3 separate regions of the Homo sapiens genome follow, and all the other regions are linked to region 2. The links are chromatin contacts, found by Hi-C or POLR2A ChIA-PET in ENCODE. All regions are on one chromosome and are shown on one strand. Each heading gives the region's core, a stretch centred on a gene start or an enhancer-like site at or near the end of the contact. The rest is flanking DNA. Distances are from core to core; before and after follow the strand shown. Region 1 holds the start of SLC29A1 (solute carrier family 29 member 1 (Augustine blood group)). Region 2 holds the start of LINC03040 (long intergenic non-protein coding RNA 3040). Region 3 holds the start of HSP90AB1 (heat shock protein 90 alpha family class B member 1).

What was found. Hi-C counts contacts between places; a loop is a spot of excess contacts on that map. ChIA-PET counts read pairs that join two places held with the same protein, here RNA polymerase II (POLR2A). Pooled maps may share reads with other maps.
Region 1: a loop to region 2 is called in a pooled map, with 4 times the contacts of the local background. The contact joins the promoter of SLC29A1 here to the promoter of LINC03040 in region 2. A Hi-C loop is called at or near these places in 1 of 168 maps with a recorded cell type or tissue (gastrocnemius medialis), 1 of 37 single-sample maps with no recorded cell type and 6 of 50 pooled maps. POLR2A ChIA-PET finds 5 or more read pairs at or near these places in 2 of 52 experiments (GM12878 and PC-9).
Region 3: a pooled map shows a loop between it and region 2 (4-fold over the local background). The contact joins the promoter of HSP90AB1 here to the promoter of LINC03040 in region 2. A Hi-C loop is called at or near these places in 1 of 37 single-sample maps with no recorded cell type and 3 of 50 pooled maps. POLR2A ChIA-PET finds 5 or more read pairs at or near these places in 2 of 52 experiments (K562 and PC-9).

The regions. Positions count from the first base shown.
Region 1 is chr6:44,221,021-44,224,844 of GRCh38, forward strand. SLC29A1 (solute carrier family 29 member 1 (Augustine blood group)) reads left to right here and starts at 2,575. Exons shown (of 13, transcript NM_001372327.1): 1 at 2,575-2,621. RefSeq lists enhancers at 2,404-3,262, 3,505-3,654 and a silencer at 2,415-2,814.
Region 2 is chr6:43,998,852-44,002,441 of GRCh38, forward strand. It overlaps LINC03040 (long intergenic non-protein coding RNA 3040), which reads left to right and starts at 1,734. Exons shown (of 3, transcript NR_160956.1): 1 at 1,734-1,849; 2 at 3,202-3,276. It overlaps SCIRT (stem cell inhibitory RNA transcript), which reads right to left. Exons shown (of 5, transcript NR_125864.1): 2 at 2,192-2,265; 3 at 1,740-1,864; 4 at 367-657. It overlaps LOC124901321 (a long non-coding RNA gene), which reads left to right. Exons shown (of 2, transcript XR_007059591.1): 2 at 100-703. RefSeq lists an enhancer at 1,841-1,990.
Region 3 is chr6:44,245,358-44,249,354 of GRCh38, forward strand. HSP90AB1 (heat shock protein 90 alpha family class B member 1) reads left to right here and starts at 1,744. Exons shown (of 12, transcript NM_007355.4): 1 at 1,744-1,838; 2 at 3,273-3,419. The coding sequence starts at 3,273. RefSeq lists enhancers at 46-800, 1,555-2,309, 2,794-2,843 and a silencer at 1,004-1,243.

The DNA.
Region 1 (3,824 bases), core at 1,325-3,824, 220 kb after region 2:
AGGCTCGAGCCACCATGCCTGGCTAATTTATTTTAATTTTTTTTGTAGAGATGGGGTCTCACTGTGTTGCCCAGGCTAGTCTTGAATTCCTGGGCTCAAGTGATCCTCCCACCTCGGCCTCCAAAAGTGCTGAGATTTCAGGCATGAGCCACCACTCCTGGCCTAAAATTTATCTTGATTCATGAGTTTTTTGGCTCCCCCTTACATTTTACACCCCTGGCAAGTGCCTCACTGGCCTCTCCCTAGTCCCAGCCCTGTCACAAGGCCATGGAGATACAGTCACAAACACAACTGAGAACACAGACAGTCATGAGACATGTGCTGGTTACCAACCCCCAGGCCAAGCAAACACACTTCCAGCAAACACACATGACTTGTTGGTGACAGCTGAGAGGACACATGCCTGGGGAGAGAGAGGACTGTGTGTGAGGTGGTGAGGCATGCATGGGGCCTGCCAAGTTGGGGAGGGAGTCTGGGCCAAGCCACGGTCCCATATAGGGTGGTGAATAAGGTGTAGAGTAGAGGTGCAGCAGGACCAACCCTTCCCACCCCACCCCTTCGACAGGGACCTGAGGGAGCTCAGGGAGGGAGAGAAGCCAGAAGACCAGGCAGAGACTGAAGAGAGCTGGCAAGGCCTGGCTAGAAAAACTCCAGGCAAGGCCTGTGTAAGTTGGGGCTCCCAGGCTGTCCAGCAGGGGGCCCTGGCACCCAGCAACCTCTGCTTGGGAGGTGGCTACAGAGGGGTGTGGGTGTTGGCTAGGGGCCCAGCAGGATGGATGCCAGACGGACTTCTCTCCAACAATAACAGCCCTGGCTGTTGCCATCCACCGAGCTGGCAGGGCCCCAGTTTGGGTGGGGAGAGGAACCAGCCTTTCCCAGTCTGGCCTGAGACCCTCACCACTTCCCTCCAGTTTTCTTCCACCTCCAGCCCCCTCTGTACACAACTGCAGCCACTGGCCACCAGCCTTGCCATGCCTGGCAGATCTTCTGACCACTAGCCCTGCCACCCCCACAGACCCAGAGACCAGGAAAGGAGGGTGGGGAGCGAGGAAGGGGGCCAAGGCAGAGGGCAGAGGAGGGCTAGGAGAGGAAGAGAGAGAGACTGGACAAACATGAGGGCAGGAATTAGGGGGTTGTGGACAGACATGAAGCCACTCTCAAGTCATGGGGCTGTGCCTGGAAAAATACCACCTAAACCCATCTTCCTGCCCTCTGGTTAGGGCTGGCGGGGATGTGGGGGATGGGGGTGGGGTGGGGGAGGGTTGGGAAGGAATATGTGTGTCATCTCTGTGGGGCATGGAAACAGAAGGCTGGGGACACCCATTCTGGAGTAGCTTGGGGAGAGCCACTGACCCTAATTAGAAAAGCCACCTCTCTCCTTAGGGCCCTGTCTGTTTCTCTGGGGACAGGGTAGGACTACCTTATCCCTATGATGTGAGGTACTGCCAGTTGTTAATCAGTGTCTGTGGCTTCTCTAGGGGACAAGCCCTTCGGGTCAGTGGGCATGGGGTGGGCAGCGTGGGTTGGATTTTCTCCTCAGGACCTTTCCAGCCTTAGGATCATCCTCTAGCACTGAGTACTGCTGGAAGGGCAGGGAGTGCCCCCCACCCCACCCCATTTATTGCCCGACCAAAGAGAGGGCCTCCCTCCCCCTCCCTTGGAGGGACTTGCTGGACCACCCCTCAGCACGCCCACACCTTCCTCCTTAGCTAGTGAAAGACATACTCAGCAAGGCTTCCGCCTGTCAGGATGGCTGGGACAATAGGATTCACTGAGGATATAAGGCTGTTCCTAGCTTTTTCTCTTCCCATTCCCACCTGTGCCTCAGTTTTCCAAAGTGCTGGATTTAGAAAGGGTGAATTATGAGGGAGCTGGAGGGCTTTGCCCCACCCCCCTCCGCGCGCACACGCAAGCACAGGCAGAGGCACATACCCCCTCCAAGTCAAAGTTGTGAGTGGGGTGGTGTTTGCGCGTCTGTGGCTGGGACTGGATGTGTCAGGGATGGGAAAACCCATCATGCTGGTCACAGAAAATGCGCGGTGGGGACAGAAGCAGTTTTGAAGGAAAAGAAGAGGAGGGGGACTGAAAGAAAGAAGGGGGCGCTGAAAGGGAGGGCGCTGGGAGGAAAAAGGTGCAGTGTGGAGGAAGCGCGGCGTGGGCAGGGCTTGGGAAGGGATAACGGAATATCTGAGGTGGAGTGGGCCGTGGAGCGTCGGGGCCGGTCTGAGCAGCGGGTGTGTAAATGGAACAGTCCCGAGATGAATTTTATGGGAGTCTGCGCAGGTCCTTAATGTGTGGCTGTACCCTCCAGCCCCATGTACCCCACACGATGGACAGACAGCCTTGGTGTGGCAGGGCCCAAAGAGGTCCTATCTACCGCAATAACACGACCAGGCGGCCCTGGGGGCGCAGGGGCTCGGGGTGGGAGCGGCGGAGCGCGCGGAGTCGCCGCGGGGTGGCAGGGGTGGGCCGGGGGCGGGGCCGCGGGCGTCGGGGAGGTGGCAGTGGGCGCAGGGCGGGGCGAGCTCAGCGGAGGGCGGGTTTGAATGTGCCCCGGCGGGAGAGGGAAGCTGCAGCGAGAGCGCGCGGATCTCAGCGCGGGAGCAGTGCTTCTGCGGCAGGTGCTGCCCGGGGCCGGGGACTGGGGACTGGGGACTGCCGGGGCGGAAGACGCCGCTGCCCGCCTGCCACGGAGGGCAGGGAGGGCGGGCCTGACGGCTCCGCAGCCCGGAGAAGGGACGCCGGGTGGGGCCCCAGTGCGGAGCGTGCGGAGCCGCGCAGCACGTGGCGCGCACGGGCCAGGGAGCCTGAGGACCCTGCGGGGACCGGGACCCAAGCTGGGCGGGGCGGCCTGGCTCCCGGGCCTAAAACAGGCTGCGGTCACGTTGACCTCCGCAAGGGGCAGGCGAGTGGACGGGTGATCCCCATCGATCTGGTCGGTATCAGGGAGGGGCCGTGCCGCTGACTGCGCTGGCGGAGGGGTATGGGGATGGGGATGGGGATGGAGGCTCGCGAGCGGAGGTGCAGGCTCGCGAGCGGAGGTGCGGGGCTGTCTCTTTAACCCCGGTCTTTTACTGGCTAAACTCGTATCCCTGGCGTCTCCTTCCTGCGCACGTCTTCATTTACTGATTTACTGTGAGGGTATATGAGAGGGTGAAGACAAACAGTCCTCGGCTTTGCTTACCAGGAGAGAGCAGTCGTAGGTCAAGGCTGGCTCCAACCCTGCCCTCACACCTCTAGGGGTCTCTCTGCAGCCCTGTGGTAGTCCCTTTGCCTACTCCTCTCGGTGGCCTCCAGACCCTCCAACTTTCCTCCTGCTTGTGTAAGCTCCCCATGCCAGGATGTGTGTGATGGGGCGGGGCTGAGCTGCCTGACACTCAAGTCAGGCTGGGAATGATCTTGGTCTCCACCTCATTTTTCCCTTTAGTTGAATCAGAGTTCCCCCCACCTCCCAGTCTACAGGGCTAACTGAGAAGCAGCTTTTATACCTCTCTCCATTCCAAAAGGAGCTTGAACATTTAATATGGATTCTAGCTCCTCCACTCACCAGCTCTGTGACTTCAGGCAAGTGACTCAACCCCTCTGAACCTCAGCTGGCCCCATCTATTCAGTGCTAGTACTAGCTTATGGGTGGTTGTGAAGAAAAGACAAGAGATCTGCAGGTAGTGGCTAGCCCCATATGAAATCCTGGGAGTGGAGAATTGCAGGAGAGGTGTTGGGAGTCTGGAGGCAGGGAGGTACTCAATTTGGTGGCTACTTTCAGGGGCCCACCTCAGCAGGCCAAGGCATAGTTGGAGGGACACCAGATGCTCTGAGCTGGTATC
Region 2 (3,590 bases), core at 484-2,983:
CCCAGCCCGCAGTGGCAACCCGCTGGGATCCCTTTCCACGCTGTGGAAGCTTTGTTCTTTTGCTCTTTGCAATAAATCTTGCTACTGCTCACTCTGTAGGTCCACGCTGCCTTTATGAGCTGTAACACTCACCGCGAAGGTCTGCAGCTTCACTCCTGAAGCCAGCGAGACTACGAGCCCACCGGGAGGAACAGACAACTCCAGACGCGCCGCCCTAAGAACTGTAACACTCACCGCGAAGGTCTGCAGCTTCACCCCTAAGCCAGCGAGACCACGAACCCACCAGAAGGAAGAAACTCTGAACACATCTGAACATCAGAAGGAACAAACTCTGGACACGCTGTCTTTAAGAACTGTAACACTCACCGCGAGGGTCCGCGGCTTCATTCTTGAAGTCAGTGAGACCAAGAACCCACCAATTCCGGACACAGGAGGATCGCTTGAGCCCAGGAATTCAAGACCAGCCTGGGCAACCCAGCAACACTCCATCTCTACAGAAGTTGTAAAATTAGCTGGGCGTGATGGGGCGCATCTGTAGTCCTAGCTACTTATCCTAGCCTTGGCGAGAGGATCACTTGAGCCCAGGAGGTTAAGGCTGCAGTGAGCCATGATTGCACCACTGCACTCCAGCCGGGGTAACAAAGTCAGACCGTGTCTCTAAAAATAAATAAATAAATAAAAATAAAATAAATTTGACAACCAAGTTTAAATGGTGTTCTCATTATTCCCATTTTACAGATGCAGTCACTGGGGCCCCCAAGAAGTTAAGTGATCTGCCTAAGATCACATGCCTTTGTTTATATGTGTTGGAATTTTTCAATTCTCTCTGGAAATCCACATCCTCCACCCCCAACCCAGACTCCAACACAACTGCTTCCACCACGGCCCACCTGCGTACCCCACACATATCCCTGAAGTGCAGACTTCCTCCCATCCTTCCCCAGGAAGATTCCCTGGTCTGTGGGGTAGCGAGTGTTGGGGTGGTCTCTCCTTCCCTCCCATGCTTCTAGATTCCTCTGTAGGGTCCCGGTTTTGTTTTTGGTGTGGCAGCAAGCTCACTGCCTTTTTGAGTACTGTATGTCAGTGAGTTTGCATGCACACACCTGGAGGAGGGATGTGTGGGCATGAGAGGTATCTGGGCAAGTGGGCTTACTTGCCCACCTGGGGCACATGTGGGTACAGTGCAGTGGAGCATACATTGCCTAGATTGTAACCGTGTGTGTGCCTAGACACAGGCAAATGAGCCCATGTGGGTGTTCATGAAGGGCCTGCCCCCTGCATGTTTGGGGGTCTGTAGAATGAGTCCCCATTTCTCTCCCCTTCCCAAATAACTGCCACCATCTTCAGTTCAGACTCCTGGGCCCCAGGTAAGGGGCTGGTGAAAACCGCCTGTGACTGGGGACAGAGACACCTGAGTCTTAAGCCCCACCCAGGCTGCTAGTGCCCTTGAGCAGGCATCACCCCACCCAGGCAGCGGGAGTGTCCTCACCCAATGGGATAGGGTGACATGGGGGAGGAGGTTTGAAGCGGGGAGAAGGCAGCGAGGCTTTCAGCTCCCTAGATGGGAGGCTCATTACCCTAGCACTCAGTAGGTTGTAGGGAAGGGGGACTGAGCCAGGACTTGGCACTGACTACAAAGGGTAGGGGCAGCCCCCAGCACTCCCGCCGCGGCAGGCCAGGGGAGGGGCTGTGACGTTTGGTGGCCTCATGCAGCTGAGAGGAAGTAGCTAATTGCCAACCTGATGACTGGCGGCTGAGGAGTGGGGTGATGATGCCACTGGCAGAAGCAGGCGCCCTGGCCCAAGGAGGAGGCCCTTCAGCAACGGAGTGGGCCTGCATTCTGCGGAGGGTGAGACTGAGGTGGCTGCAGTCAAAGGAGAAGGGGGCAGGGGTTTGTTGAGGCTGTGACCGTGGGAAAGCGCTTCTCCAGGGCTTCCCTCAGCTTCAAGGAGAAAGAGTTCAGAGGCCCTGAGGGGATGAAGGGACTTGTGAAGGGGCTTCAGGGGGATGGGTTGGGGGGAAGGAGGTTCCTATTCTTACTCCCCTTCTGCCTATGCTCCCCCAATGTTCCTGTCTCTCCCCTCCCCCACCTTGGCCCCCTCTTTGGCCCCTGTGGCCAAAGTTGTTGAGGAAGGAGGGAGTAGATGGAGGGCTCTTTTCACCAGAAGACCCCCAGGCACAAGCAGCCCACCTTACTGATGGTCAGAGCATCCAGAAGAAGTGGCAAGACTTCAGCTGTCCTCAAAGCAGGAAGACAGAGTGTTTCTGGCAGAAAGAACAGCACAAGCAAAGGTTAGGCAGTGGGGTCTGGAGAGGCTGGTGGAGGACTGGGGCTTGGCTTCAATGGTTATGAGAGGAGGTGGGCAGGATGTTCTGTACCAAGGGCCACACTGTCCCTTCCTGGAAGAAACAGTGGGTACCCAGCACCCAGAGCTTCTCCCACATGCTGGCCACCGCCTCTGGCCCCAGTAGACCTGGCCCTCAACTGCCTCAGCAAGCCTCACAGGTTGGGGACCCCACCCTCATTATTCTCAAGTGCATCAACCCCGAAGGACTGAAGCCCCGAGTCCCAATAAACAGGTCCCATCCATCCGTAGGCCAGTCCGCTGGGCCCCTAGCACCCCCTATGGGCAGGAAGCAACACTAATGGAGGAGGAGCCTCCAGCAGCCTGGGGTGGGGTGGGGGTGGGAGAGTGAGACGTGAGGGAGGAGAGAGACTTGCCCTCTAGGAAGCGGACAGACCATGCCTCAGGAAACCCCAGTGTCACAGGTCACAGACACTGACCTTGAAGCGTTACTCTCATGGGTGAAATTTAGCCCCTGTCCTCAGGAAGCTCCCAGTCTGACGGGGGACACATATAGTGCTCTCAGAGCTGCCTTCTTTAGGGTGAAACTCAGTATCTGGGCTTCAGGAAACTCCCAGTGTAAGGGGAGAGACACGACCCTGCCCTTAGGGATCTCTCAAATGAGGCATACCCACTGGACTTTCGGGAACCATCAATCTGTTTCCAGACATGGATTAGAGATTTCAATGCCTCAAGGGCTGCCAGGAAAAAAAATACAAGACGTCCAATTAAATTGAATATCAGATAAACAACGAATAATATTTTAGCATAAGTCTGTCCCATACAATATTTGGGACAGACTTACACTATTTAAAGTATCCAGTTTAACTGGAAGTCTTGTGTTTTTATTTGCCAGATCTGGTAACCCTAGGTGCCTCCAGTTTGAGGGAGGAGAGAGGACACCCCCTCCACCCCAGACATAGGAAAGCAGGTAAACACCTCAGCGTGCTCCGGAGGGCAGGGGTGGGGCAGGAGGAGAGTCCTGGGGCTCCGGCTCGCGGCAGTTTAAAATTCCTTCCAGGCCAGAGCCCTAATCCCTCGGTGCACAATGGCCGCCTTCTCCCCCGCCGCCCGCGCCCACGCCCTCCCCCGCGGGGCCGTGGCAGTGCCACCAAGGGCCTCTTTAAGCCCCTTTGAAGCCGCGGAGCCCCGCGCCGCAGGAGGCCCCGCCGCTATGCCAGCTATGCCAGCTATGTCCCTGCTGCCGCCGGCCGCCACCGCTCCCCCATTAATGCTGGCTAATCT
Region 3 (3,997 bases), core at 494-2,993, 250 kb after region 2:
GGAGCAGATTTTTAATGAGCTCTGCTTAGAAGGAGAGGACACGTTAAGGGATCACGCTCCCACTGGTTTGCGGTTTTGGTCAGGAATAGAGCACCCAACGCCCCTTCTTATAGACTTCTCCCAGCCATAGGCTTTTTGCAGACCATAATGAAAGGGAGAAAGGATATCCAATCGGGATGGTGATGGCAGGCATGGCGAAGTGGACAGGGACAAAGAAGAGGAAAGCAAGGGACACCCTTTGTTCTTTGGTATTCAACACATGAACAAAACTTGTTAACGAATCGTAGACTGGGTAACAACAGGGCTGGTGAGGGAGGACGATGTGGGTGGCTGTGGGGAAACTCTTCCCAAGCATCCCAGGGGTGGGCCAGGAAGGGGAGCAGATGGACATCTACAGGGCACAGAGCAGGGAGTGGCTATTCTCTCCTGGAGGGGTTGTGGGTCCAGCAGGCTTTCGGATGAGGCCTTGGAAAGGCAAGGACAGCTTGCCAACTGGAGGGCAGGCAAAACGGCTGAGCCAGGCCAGACACGGCAGCTCACTGGCCAGGGGCATGGCCTAGGGGCTCTGGTGCCAAGGCTGAAGGGGAACAACTTGGCCAGCCGCTCTGTGGCCGGCATCGTCACGCGGCCTCCAAGAGCTCCGGCTGCCCTGCACTGGTTCCCAGAGACTCCCTCCTTCCCAGGTCCAAATGGCTGCAGGAGCGAAGTGGGCGGAAAAAAAGCGAACCAGCTTGAGAAAGGGCTTGACGTGCCTGCGTAGGGAGGGCGCATGTCCCCGTGCTCCGTGTACGTGGCGGCCGCAGGGGCTAGAGGGGGGTCCCCCCCGCAGGTACTCCACTCTCAGTCTGCAAAAGTGTACGCCCGCAGAGCCGCCCCAGGTGCCTGGGTGTTGTGTGATTGACGCGGGGAAGGAGGGGTCAGCCGATCCCTCCCCAACCCTCCATCCCATCCCTGAGGATTGGGCTGGTACCCGCGTCTCTCGGACAGGTCAGAGCGGGTCGCCGGGTGGGGTCGCTGCAAAAACCCTGCCCCGGCCGCAGCCGGAGAGGCGGAGCCTCGCGGGGAGGGGGCGGGACCGCCGAGACAGGCCTGGAAACTGCTGGAAATGCCGCAGTGCCGCCGCCGCGCCTTCCGCCGCATGTCGGCAAAGAGTCCCCGCCAGCCCCGGCCGGCGCCCTCCCCCTACGCTGAGCTGCCCCTCAGCGCGAACCCTCCGCCCTTCCTCTACTCCTGCGAGAGTCGGGATCTGGGGCTACCCAAGGTTGGGTCCCGAATGCCAGTCCCTCTGTCGGGACGCGAGATGTGTAGGGCAGATGCTAGGAAGAAGATTGGGTCTGGGAGCGGTGGTCCGCGTGGTTAGCTGCCTCCGCTCTTTTTCGGTGTCCCCCCCAGTCCCGCCCTTGGGTGTGGGGACGCCTGCCCCACAAGTGTTTAGGGAGGTCAGTGGGTTCCTCGCCCGTAGAGACACCGTTTATGCCAAATGAGCACTCCTCATCCCCGCTCTTGATGGAGTCATGTCCTAGACGTGAAACTATGGGGCTGTGATCACAAGCAAATGTGTGGGCGGATCCGTTGCTTGGGTTCTTCCCCGCCCCCTCTTTTTTTCGGACCATGACGTCAAGGTGGGCTGGTGGCGGCAGGTGCGGGGTTGACAATCATACTCCTTTAAGGCGGAGGGATCTACAGGAGGGCGGCTGTACTGTGCTTCGCCTTATATAGGGCGACTTGGGGCACGCAGTAGCTCTCTCGAGTCACTCCGGCGCAGTGTTGGGACTGTCTGGGTATCGGAAAGCAAGCCTACGTTGCTCACTATTACGTATAATCCTTTTCTTTTCAAGGTAAGGCTGAGATCTCCGCTAGGCTTCTTTCCCTTTAGTGCTGTATTCGTGTTGTTTTTGTTTTTTTCTGTCCTTTAGGGAGCCTTAGTCTAGATGTCGGGGTGGCTTGTGGATAACGCTCTGGATTTTTATAGGGTGAGGGTAGTGGTGGGTGAGGTTTTTTGAGTCCTCCTCGGTTTTCTCTAGTGTGTTTGGGGGGTGGGGCTTTCTCTCGGCGCCTGCTGGCCGTAGCGAGGTGGGCTGTGGGGTTGGGGCAGTGGGCGGCTGGCAGCTGCACGTGGTGGCCGCGCGGCCCGGGACGCTGCCATTTTTGCCCCTCCACTTCCGGACGCGGCTACGGGGCGTCGGAGGGGGACCGCAGGGTGGCGGGGGTGCCCGCTCGGGTGACTCAGCACGGCCTTGTGGGACTGGCTTTGTCACCTCTCTTATCGGACGCGTTGTTAAAGCCTTCTTGGGTGCTTTGTTTCTGTGAGGGAGGGTTGACGGTGTGGGAAGAGAGCTTTCGGTCTCCAGCACCCGATACTCCCTCCTTCCAGATCTTTCTTGCAGTCCCGGTGGAGGAGGGGCGGGGAGGGGAGCAGGTTCTGGAAGATTCATGGGCTCCTTCCTCCGCCCTTCCTCGAGAGCTGAGATTGTTCTGGAAGCTTCTGGATTCTGGCGCCCCGCCCCAGTGCCCGGATGCTGGGGCGAGGGAGGGTGCACTGCGGCGCCCCCTCCTCGCGTGGTCCTGGCCGACGCATGTCCGGCAGTGACGAGTGTCGGCCTGGTGGCTACGGCCACCATCTTTCTTGGGTTTGGTCCTGTTCTGTAATTTTGTGCTGTGAAAGGGTCGTGGTGGAGCTTTTGGCTTAAGAATTCTTTGTCCGGATTTAATTGCTCCTCCGGTGGGTATCGTATGGATCCCAGGTTATTCCTCCCTGCCCTATGGGGCAGGAGTGTCCCGCCCTTGGACTGGTCTTAGGAACTGACACCTCAGGGGGAGCAGTTTAAAGTTAGTGCCATTTTTATCTTAAACTAGTCACTTTGATCTCCCCCAAATAAAGAACTGTAGGTAGTGATTTTCACATTTAAATTTGTGTAAGGATTACTTGGGATCTCTAGATACCTGGGTTGGACCAACATTATGATTTTTCTGCCATACTACCAGATGATGCTGAGGCTGCTGGTCACCATTCTTTAAGTAGGTGGGTTCTGTGACATTTGGTTGAAGAATATTTAGCTTATTTTCTTTTTCCTTCTGAATTTTCAGGCCTCCCACTTAGTGTGTAGTCTGAGATCTTTAAGAGAATGCATTTTTAGTCTTGGGAAGGGATAGTACTCCGGTTAAACCAGTCTGAACTCACTGTCTAAGGTCCTAACAAATGATATGACCTTTAGGATTTTTAAACATGGGGCCTTAGTGTTCTTTTGTAATTAATGAGATTTTTATTTTAGATGCCTGAGGAAGTGCACCATGGAGAGGAGGAGGTGGAGACTTTTGCCTTTCAGGCAGAAATTGCCCAACTCATGTCCCTCATCATCAATACCTTCTATTCCAACAAGGAGATTTTCCTTCGGGAGTTGATCTCTAATGCTTCTGATGTAGGTGCTCTGGTTTCCACATTTGGCATGGTTTTTTTTTTTGATACTCTAGAAGGAGGGGAAAGGAGTGGTTTGGCCTTTGTTGGGGACTACTATTGAAGGGGGTAAACTTGCAGCTATTCCAAAAAGATGGGTTTTACTCTGGCCATCTTGAACTTGGAAGGGACTATGTCCAGAATAAGTGGGCTCATGGAACTAACTGGTTCTAAAGCCTCAAGATAGGGGGCAATCAGATTTGAGGCTGAGAGAGGTAAACCAAGATTTTCTTTGAAGATACGGGCTTTAAGAAAGCAAAAGTGGCTGAGCGTGTTGGCTCACACCTGTAATGCCAAGGCAGGAGGATCACTTGAGCCTAGGATTTCGAGGGCAGCCTGGGCAACCGCGAGACCTTGTCTCTGCAAAAAATTAAATATTAGTTGGGCACGGTGGCATGTGCCTGTAGTCCCAGCTACTTGGGAAGCTGGGGTTGGGAGGATGGCTCGAACCTGGGAGGTCAAGGCTGCAGTGAGCTGTCATCCTTGCCACTGCACTGTAGCTTGGGCAACAGAGCAAGAGTCTGTCTTGGAAAGAGCAAAAGT